Linked DNA regions of Mus musculus: region 1 is linked to region 2. Evidence: chromatin loops called from intact Hi-C (ENCODE). Cell type or tissue: left cerebral cortex. All regions are shown on one strand.

Evidence for each region. Peaks named below come from ENCODE experiments on the same cell type or tissue, not always from the same donor. Only the 100,000 strongest peaks of a DNase experiment are listed, where the experiment ranks them.
Region 1: it touches region 2 in a loop (2.6-fold over the local background); 4 of 42 quality-filtered maps call a loop at or near these places.

What each region holds. Positions count from the first base shown.
Region 1 is chr1:21,676,467-21,681,466 of GRCm38, forward strand. All of the region lies in intron 1 of Kcnq5 (potassium voltage-gated channel, subfamily Q, member 5), which reads right to left. Among named protein-coding and RNA genes, the nearest start is that of Kcnq5, 280 kb to the right of the region's middle. In left cerebral cortex, no CTCF peak of the experiment used is centred here; DNase peaks (open chromatin) are centred at 518, 921 and 2,941; H3K27ac peaks cover 3,177 bases.
Region 2 is chr1:21,965,340-21,970,339 of GRCm38, forward strand. No RefSeq gene overlaps it. Among named protein-coding and RNA genes, the nearest start is that of Kcnq5, 5.9 kb to the left of the region's middle. In left cerebral cortex, a CTCF peak has its summit at 2,012 (motif pointing left); no DNase peak of the experiment used is centred here.

The DNA.
Region 1 (5,000 bases), 290 kb before region 2:
ATTAGTGCGAAGGAGTCACCTCATTGGAATTCTCCTCTTTATCATCGGTACAAACCCAGTTTCCAGCACATTTCTATTTTCTTTCCATCTATTCTCCCACCCCCTGAAAGGCCTGAGTATATGTGTTGATATCAGAGGCATCCCAAGGATTTTAAGACAGCGATGCTATCTGGTAGTTACTATAGTATAACTATATAATATTCAGGGCAAAACCTGAATTCTTTTTGCTTTGCTTGAGGAATTAATACTTGCTATTAATGCTGTGTAAACAATAACGTGGCTGGGGAAAACACATAAAAGGAGGACTTGCTACCATAGAAACCACCATAGAGTCTGCTCGGTCAGTGTTGTTCCTAGAGTTGTGTAAAAGAACTCAGCTTTAATAATTTAACATTAAAAATGAATTTTTCTCCAAAAGACCAATATATAGTGATGACTCAATTCCCTGAGATTGTCTACCTGGGATCAAAGCCAAAACCAGCTCATTTCCTCAGCCTAGGGAGGATTCAATTAGCAGATTCATATGGGGGCTCTGTTTGCTCTACAACCTCCCCGTGAATTTAGAGACAGTGTGAGCTCCTTGGTACAGAATATGCTCTTTTGCAGGGGTGATGTGTTTCATGGATCTTACATTTCAAGACAGATTTATTTTTATGTGTGAATATTCAAAGACAGGATCTTATATAAATTGTTATGTAAGGTTAGACGTGAAACACATGTTCAATAATGAACTTGTCATTTTTTTCTGGAAATAGATGCAGAGTTTTAAAACAATTATAGAAAAGATTTTTATTTTTTAATATTATTCTTTTTAAAATTTTAAATTATTTGATCTACTTTTGAGAACTTCATATACATTTACATTATTTATTACTCTTCTCAACTTCTCTTGTGTTCCCCAACCCCAGGCTTTCTCCAGCTGCTGCTATGAAACACCATGACCAAATGCAAATTGAAGATCAAGGGCTTATCTAGTTTATGTTTCCACATTGTAGTCCATCACTGAAGTCAAGACCAGAACTCAAACAGGGCAGGAACCCAGAGTTAGGAGCTGATGCAGAGGCCATGAAGGGGTGCTGCTTACTGGCTTTCTCCTTGTGGCCTGCTCAGCCTGCTTTTTAAAAAATGTATTAGTTATGTTATTTATTTAAATTTCAAATGTTATCCCCCTTCCCAGTTTTCCCTCTGGAAACCTCTTGTGCTACCCCCTTGCTTCTATGAGGGTGCTACCTCACCCACCCACCCACTCCCACATCACTGACCTAGTGGCCCCCTATACTGGGGCATTTAGCTTTCACAGAACCAAGGATACCCCTTCCCATTGATGGCAGATAAGGCCATCCTATGCTACGTATGCAGCTGGAGCCATGGGTCCATCCATGTGTACTCTTTGGTTGGTGGTTTAGTCCCTGGGAGTACTCAGGGGCTGGTTGGTTGATATTGTTGTGTTTTCTCATAGAACCTATGACTACCAACCCAGGAGTAGTCATACCCACAATGAGCTGTGGCTTCCCACATCAATTACTAATTAAGAAAATGTCCTACCTCCAGTCTTGCCTACAGCATAATTTTTTGGAGGCATTTTCTCAATTGGGGTTCCAACCATCAGATGGCTCTAGCCTATGTCAAGCTGACATAAAGTTAGCCTACATGAAAACATGCGCCCTCCAAAGTACCTGGCTTGAGCCTAAACTGTGAGGATTCAAGATTGTGGTTCTGCCAGGGCTACTCACTCTTACCTGCAAAGCTCTACCACTTCCAATTAAATTAGCATAATCAATTCCCAAGATTCTATTTGGGAAAGAATCTCAAATTTGTCTTGTATCTTTAAGGCTTGATGGTTCTTTAGCATAGTTCAAAGGTTGCTCTTAAAATAGGGATGAGGGATAAAATATATCAGTGCATGAAAGCGACCCTGAAGAGGCTGTGATCATTGTTAAGGTCTGGACTGGATGGCCTCTATCGACCTGAAAATGCACCCCTGACACACTCCTTCTAGGAACAACCAAATGATGCATTAAGGCTGAAAGTCATCTTGCTTCCTTTTCTATACCTGGTAACACAGCCAATGGAGCTATCCCAGCCTTTCCATAGTGGATCAATTATACTATTTTATCAAATTCCTTGTGATTTTCTTCCCTTCTTGCCTGGCTTGAAGAGAGACAGCAACTTTGTCGAAGTCCATCTGGATATGCCAGGATTTCCACTCCAAGTTGTTAAACCTAATGGCAAAACCTTCTGGGACCTGGCCTTCAAGTACAGGGACCCCACTGATGGGTTTAGAACAGTATCCTCCAAAATATAGCACATTGGCACCTATAAAACCAAAATGGCAGAAGACATCCTCAACTTGTTTTCCATAGTGCAGCACATACCAGATCCTAGAAAGTCACACTCTATTAGCATCTCTTCTGAAGTGACCATAAGACCCTGTTTCCAGAGCTACTTTCCTCACACCAATGGGAAGAAGCATTCGTAGCACAAATCAGTTTGCTAAGGTCTCCTGGACATTACTTTGAATCATGCCCCTTCATCTTCTGATCACATTTTCCCATGACTTTTGCTTCTCTCTCAGGCAAAACGCATAAACTCAGAAAAGTATATATGCTTCATTGTTTCCTTAAAATGGGCTTTTACACCATGGCAATTTAGATAAACTTGTCTGCTCACCCCTTCTTATATGTTTTATTACAACAACATCGGCTATGAACCTAAGATAGGAAGAAAAGAAATTTGTTTTTCCTTATATCACTTAAGATGTGGATGTGTTCTATGTGAGAACACACAGAGATTATATAACTTTTGGTGATGAAATCATGCAAAAAAAAAGATCCTACCAAAAATCAAGGAAAGACATAAGAATGGGTTTTTGCTGTTTTACAAGAATAGCATCTGTAGGTGCTGGGGAAACAACACTTTCCACATATAAGATATCAAAATCCATTTTCTTTTCTAATTGTATCCTGTGTGATTTTCTATGGGCACAAATATCATGTGCAATAACTCAAAGTCTTCCCGAGATCCTCAGGACACGGTGCAAATCCCTGAGGAAGATCTGCAATCTTGTGGTATTAAAGTCACTGTTAAAGTCCTAGGATGAGCTGCTTGCCTCGGATGTTGACTTCCGTCTTCATTTGTGCAATTTCTGTAGTGTTACAAGGAAAGATTATGAGTTTCCTAGGACTGATCAACGTCAGCAACGCCACTGAGTAGTACCTTACCAAATCTTATATGTGACAAGAAAGCAGAAAATATCAAGATATGTCTGGAAGTACATATTGAACCTAATGCCCAAAAGATTACTAGTTTTTATTAAATTAGTCTTAACACATCATGAATAATAAAAACAGGAGTATTGCAACTTTAAGCGATCATCTAATGAAGCCATCTAAGAAAGTTTTACCAGAGTGGTCTGTTCTGGGAGTTCTTGATTAACCACAGCAAGGATATCCTTTTTTTTTAAAAATTATTTATTTTATTTATATAAGTATACTGTAGCTATTTTCAGACATACCAAAAGAGACCATCAGATTCCATTTTAGATGGTTATGAGCCACAATATGGTTGGTGGGAACTGAACTGAGGACCTCTGGAAGAACAGCTGGTGCTCTTAACCACTGTGCCGTCTCTCCAGCCTAGTAAGGATATTTTTAAGAAGCATTTTTGTTGGTGCAATGGTGCACATCCATCCTTCTTGTGCGTCTTGCCCTCTGCTAGACTTTTAAATAATATAATCTAATTAAAATATGTGAGCGCTTCCTGGAGACTGGGATCATTACAAGAAATTATCTAGTTCAGAAAGCTGACAGCACTGCTCCTGTCTAATGGCAAGCTCAAGAGTCCTCAGCTCAAATGTAAACTTGTATCAGTATGCCAAAATTCCTTGACATTTTTCATTACATGAACCCCAAAAATCTCTCCCAAAAGTTTAGTAGAAAGCAAAGCAGTAAAGTGTTAGTCCTGGGAAGTCACAAACATTTCTGAAACTAATTCAAAATCATTTTGGATTATTAAGGTAATGGAAAGTTCTCTTCATTAGTGGAAGTATGTATAAATATAATACATTCATGATCATTATACAAATGTTGTAGATTAATGAACCTATTATGTCTTCTGCAATGCCACTGAATAATACCTCACCAAATCCTATATGTGACAAGAAAACAGAAACTATTTAGATAACTTGATAGGTATCTTGACAGCCCGGCATGACTCCACTAAGTAATACAGTGGGGATTTAAGATCCTGTCAACATATGGGATGAAGATGCTATTGACTATGGAATAGTGTGCTGGATAACTTTGTGTCAATTTGATACAAGCAAAGTCATCTGAGAAGAGGAAACCTCAACTGAGAAAATACCTCCATAAGATTGGACTATAGGCAGACTATGAGACATTTTCATAGTTAATTATTGATGGATGAAAAGGGCCCAGCTCATTGTGGATAGTACCACTCCTGGGATGGTAGTCCTAGGTTCTATAAGAAAGCAAGCAGGCTGAGCAAGTCATGATGAATAAGTCAGTAGAGCACTCCCCCATGGCCTCTGCATCAGCTCCTGTGTGGAGGTTCCAGCCCTGCTCAAGTTCCTGTTCTGACTTCCTTCAATGATGAGCAGTGACATAGAAGTGTAAGGAAAGTAAATCCTTTCATCCTCAACTTGTTCTTTTGGCCATGGTGTTTCATAGCAGCAAGAGAGACCCTAACTAAGATAGGCACACACGGCAGCAGCTCACCTATTTTGGCGTTCCAACTTCTTCCTCTCTTGGTTGTTACCAATTAGAATGTTTACTTGTTTGAAGCTGGCAGGGAAGATTGAAGGCAGACAAGCTCATTGCCAAGTGGGAGAATTGAAAAAGGAACATGCCAGCCTTCCCAGACACAAAAACCATCAGCAAAACTGCCAGCTCAGAAGTAATGGAATTATTGTCTTTAGATGACACAATATCTTTAAGGAAAGTGAGGAAAATGAACCATTCACTTGACGAGCAACACTATAA
Region 2 (5,000 bases):
CTTCTTGCTTGCTCAGTGACTTGCACCAAGCCTAGTCATAACAATAGGCTTGAAATCAGGGCAGAAGCCCCTGACTTCCTGAAAGAATGCCCTTTAAACTATACCATCCATGTCTGTAGCTTTTATTCCCTCTGTGGTAATCCATAATCGAGCCAATAAGCATAGCAGCTGTACTGCATTTCGTAGGTATCTATCATTATAATCAATGGCCATATTAAAAATAGCAGTGTGGTGTGGCAAAGTACTCTTTTTTAATGCAGAATAATAATTCCTAAGAGATATGACACACACCTCTTAGGTGTTTCTCCAACAACCTAAAGCCAGGGAACTCACCACAATATCAGAGACCATCTGTACTGGCTAGTTTTGTGTCAACTTGACACAGCTGGAGTTATCACAGAGAAAGGAGCTTCAGTTGAGGAAATGCCTCCATGAGATCCAACTGTAAGGCATTTTCTCAATTAGTGATCAAGGGCGAAAGGCCCCTTGTGGGTGGGACCATCTCTGGGCTGGTAGTCTTGGTTCTATAAGAGAGCAGGCTGAGCAAGCCAGGGGAAGCAAGCCAGGAGAAGCAAGCCAGTAAGGAACATCCCTCCATGGCCTCTGCATCAGCTCCTGCTTCCTGACCTGCTTGAGTTCCAGTCCTGACTTCCTTGGTAATAAACAGCAGTATGGAATTGTAAGCTGAATAAACCCTTTCCTCCCCAACTTGCTTCTTGGTCATGATGTTTGTACAGGAATAGAAACCCTGACTAAGACACCATCTGAGGCTGGCCAGACTGCTAGATGTTCTGATAATTGGAATCTGAGGCCTGCATTACTTTGTCAATGAGAAATTGTCCACTTGAAAACAGCCTGGCCCGAGGGCACAGAAAGAATGTAGGAGATGTGAACTGAAGTTCTGAGAATGAGGCCACACCTGTGCTAAACATTCTACAAGGCCGATAGACTGGAACCTCTCTGATTATAGAGAGCTGGAATGCTGTGGATATACTGATCTGTCTTCAGCATCTCCATTGTCATTTCTGGCCCACCTCTGTGTTTGACCTAACTTCTATTTGACTAGCTGGTAAAATCTCTTTTATCTTCCACCAACCCAAAGGCAAAGAATGCCATCAGATGATACATGAGGCCTGTAGCAGAGCTTTACTGATATCCACACAGATGTGGTTTTTAAATGCTTTCATTTATAGCATTTTCTGTTCCATACCTATAAAAAGCCATTCCTAAAGCTATTACTACATTGGATCTTGGAATTCAGGAGTCAACTGAATCAGTGTTCTCATGACATGGTCTCTCATATTTGGCCCCAGGATACACTATGCCTCATTCCCTTTGAGGTGAGCACTGTGGTTATACTTCAACCATGTGTATGTGGCTGTCACAAGTGGGTTGGTGAGGGGCTGGACACAGAGCTTCAATAGATCTCCCTGTTCCCAGGCCAGCAGCTACCTTTTTTCCTAAAACTTCCCAAATATTGTCCTGATCAGCACTACCAAAGTAAAATAATTATACTTACTATGTGTTCAGTGTGTGCTAACACTGGTTTAAGTCATTATTTCACTTGGTTTAAACAGTAACCTTATAAGTATGTGTTTTTAAACCAGAATTCTGATTATATTTAAAAAGAAGAAATAGATTCAGTGGTCATCTTTAGTTTTCTGTGAAAATAAAGAGTCTTCTTATGTAGGTATTTTTATTAAAAAATTTAAAGCAGACCCAAGTCTTGTGGTATTGTTTTAACATTGGATGTATATTTTGATCCTTTCTTAACACTAACTTCAGGTTAATTCATGAAGCCCTACTTACGTAGCCTACTCTAGCAGATTACTTTGCCAGTCTTATCTCTTAGATACTGTTTGAAAGCTTCTTCTGAGGCACGACTTAAATGGAATCGTTAGATTCTTCCATGATCCATACAGCTAGAAATAGTCAAGTTGATACAGAAGTGAAAAATCTCCTGTGAGCTAGTGTATTAGAAAATTCTGTTATAATTCTATGCCCCCTAGTGGTACTGACATTTTACCATTATTCTTCAATGAGGAAATATAAGGATGCATTCTTTATGAAGCTCCTATCATGCATCTATTCTTTCTATATGCAATCAACAAGTGCCTTAGATAAAAATAGAAATAGTCCTGTTTTTTAGCATGTTCAAATCAGATGAGAAAGAGGCATAAATTAAATCATTATGACATAGTGCTGAGTTCAGAAAAGGTTACGTAGAATGCCATGCAAACTACAGAGAATTTCCTGGAGGATGCCATAAATGGGAAGGTATTGAAGAAGCAGCAGATTGCACTGAGGACATGAGGGCAGCATCTTCAAAGAGAAAACATTGGTGGAAACAGACCTCACCATGCTTTTAGAATGACAAGTAGTTAGGCTGTACTCCAGTTGAGCTGCTTTGGAAAACAAAGCTGTATGCAGGAGGCAGAAGAACCGCCACAGGAATTCCACTGCATAGGGACTAAGGCAAGACTAGTCTTGTATCCTGAAGAACGGAGAGCCACCTGAGACTATTGAGCAAGAAATCTTTTCTTATTTCCACTTCCAGAACAGTGCTCACTCAGTACAAACTGAGAACCTACCAGAGATGCTCATTGTTCCAAGTCAGAGGAATCAAAGATGATGACCTAGAGAAACACGTACACATTTTACTGTACTCAGAGATCAGTGCCTTATTCAGTCATCATGAGAGATGCTTCTTCTTGGAGCAGATAGAGACAGATGCAGAGACCCTCAGCCAGAGATTGCACACAGAGTGAGCCCGTGACATTTTACCATTATTCCTCAATGAGGAATTAAAAACTCATTTTTTATGAAACTGCTACCATGCATTTATTCCCTCTGCATGCAATCATCAATAAACAGGTGTCTTACTAGTTGGAGTAGTATAAAAATGAAAATACAAATAGTCCTGGTTTTTTAACATGTCCAAATCAAGTAGGAAAGATGGATAAATAAGTTCTATTGGATGGATTAAAAAAGGTTGTAAGGAGGATGTCTCCATTACTTACCTCCCCTCAGAGCTCAGGGAACCAACCCTGTGGAAGAGGAAGGTGAAAGAGTTTAAGACTGTAAGAGCCAAAGGGGTTGGAAGACACCCAGAGAACATGGTCCTCCGAATCAGCTGAGCAAAGTTCCTATGAACTTAGAGAGATTGAAGCAGAGAAAGCACAGGGGTGACACAGGGCTGCACCACGTCCTCTGCATACAAGTTACATCTTTCAGCTTAATTAGTATTTCATGGGACTCCTGAGTGTGTGAACGAGCAGGTCTCTGATTCTTGTGCCTGCCCTTGGGATTCTTTTCCTTTTGTTGGGTTGGTTTGCCCAGCCTTGAGGTGATAGTTTTTATTTTATCTTAGTAATAGATTTTTATCATTTTTGTCGTATTTGGTTGTTATCTCTTAGAAGCCCGCTATTTTTTTTGTTTCGTTTGTTTGCTTTTGTTTTGTTTTGTTTTGTTTTGTTTTGTTTGAGACAGGGTTTCTCTGTATAGCCCTGGCTGTCCTGGAACTCACTTTGTAGACCAGGCTGGCCTCGAACTCAGAAATCCGCCTGCCTCTGCCTCCCAAGGGCTGGGATTAAAGGTGTGCACCACCACGCCGGGCTCACTATTTTTTAATGAGAGTGACAGAAAAGGATTGGCTGGAGAGGGGAGGGGAGGTGGGGAGGAACTAGGAGACACAGGGAGGGGAAACTGTAATCAGCATATATTATTGAAAAAAAGAATCTGTTTTCAATAAAAGGAGAAAAGTTAAAAATAAAGAAAGGAAGAGAGAGATAGAGAAAGAGAGTGTAATGGTTTGAATATGTTTGGGCTAGGGAGTTGCACTATTAGAAAGTGTGGCCTTGTTGGAGAAGGTGTGTCACTCCTGGTGTGGGCTTTAATACTGGAGTTCAAGTTGCCTGGGAGTGAGTCTTCTCTTAGAGGCCTGCAGATGAAGATGTAGACCTCTCAGCTCCTCCTGCACCATGCCGGCCTGGCTGCTGCCATGTGCCCACCTTGATGATATGGGACTGAATCTCAACTAAGTGTTGTCGTTATAAGAGTTGCCTTGGTCATGGTATCTGTTCACAGCAATACAATTCTAAGACAGAAGGAAAAAATGAGGAACAGAGGGAGAGGGAAACACACACACACACACACACACACATACACAAACACACACACACACACACACACACACTAAACCAGAAAAGAAAAAAAGCCTGAAAAACAAGAGCAGTTAGGATGAGCAGAAGGAACAGAAATTAAACCAAAACTAGGCAACTACTGAGGAGTCCTCCACTGTGAATACCAGAAGAGGAAAATAAAAGAAAAAAAGATTAGACACAGTAGGCATTTTCAGTTTAGCATCATTTCATTTTCTCGAAGAATTATATAAAGAAGTAGGAGGTATTTGAAGATGTAGGAATGAAAACAATTTTTCTGAAGATGATGGAGAACCAACAAGCAGAGGATTTGAGTTAAATGATTGTTCTAGAGAAAACACCATGTTGGCTAATCTAGGACTTGAGTGTTCCTGATCCTCATGATATATATATGCATTTGTCAACTGACCTGAGCTTTTAACTGACACTGTATTACTGTTAACTGGGATATCCATGACATCTTTGATGCATTACATTGATTTTATTTAGTAAAATGTGCCATATTTGATGACCGAACTTAAAAAAAAATCCATGTAATGATGTATAGTTTCTGCTTAATTTTATTAGTCGGAAGTACATAATAAATAAACCATATTATTCCATTAAATAATATTAACCCATTTATTTGGTTTTGTTTGTAATACAAACTGAGCGACTATTCAGATTGTTCAGGAGAAAATAAACTTATAAGAAGAAAGTGACAGGGCTGATCCGATCCTTGTGAATTCCACACTAAGACTATTGAAAGCTAGAGAAGAGAGTGAGGCAGGTTTGCAGTTGGTAGAATAAAGGACATTCAAGTTCCTGGAGTGTCAATCAAAAGTATGTTTTATCATTTAT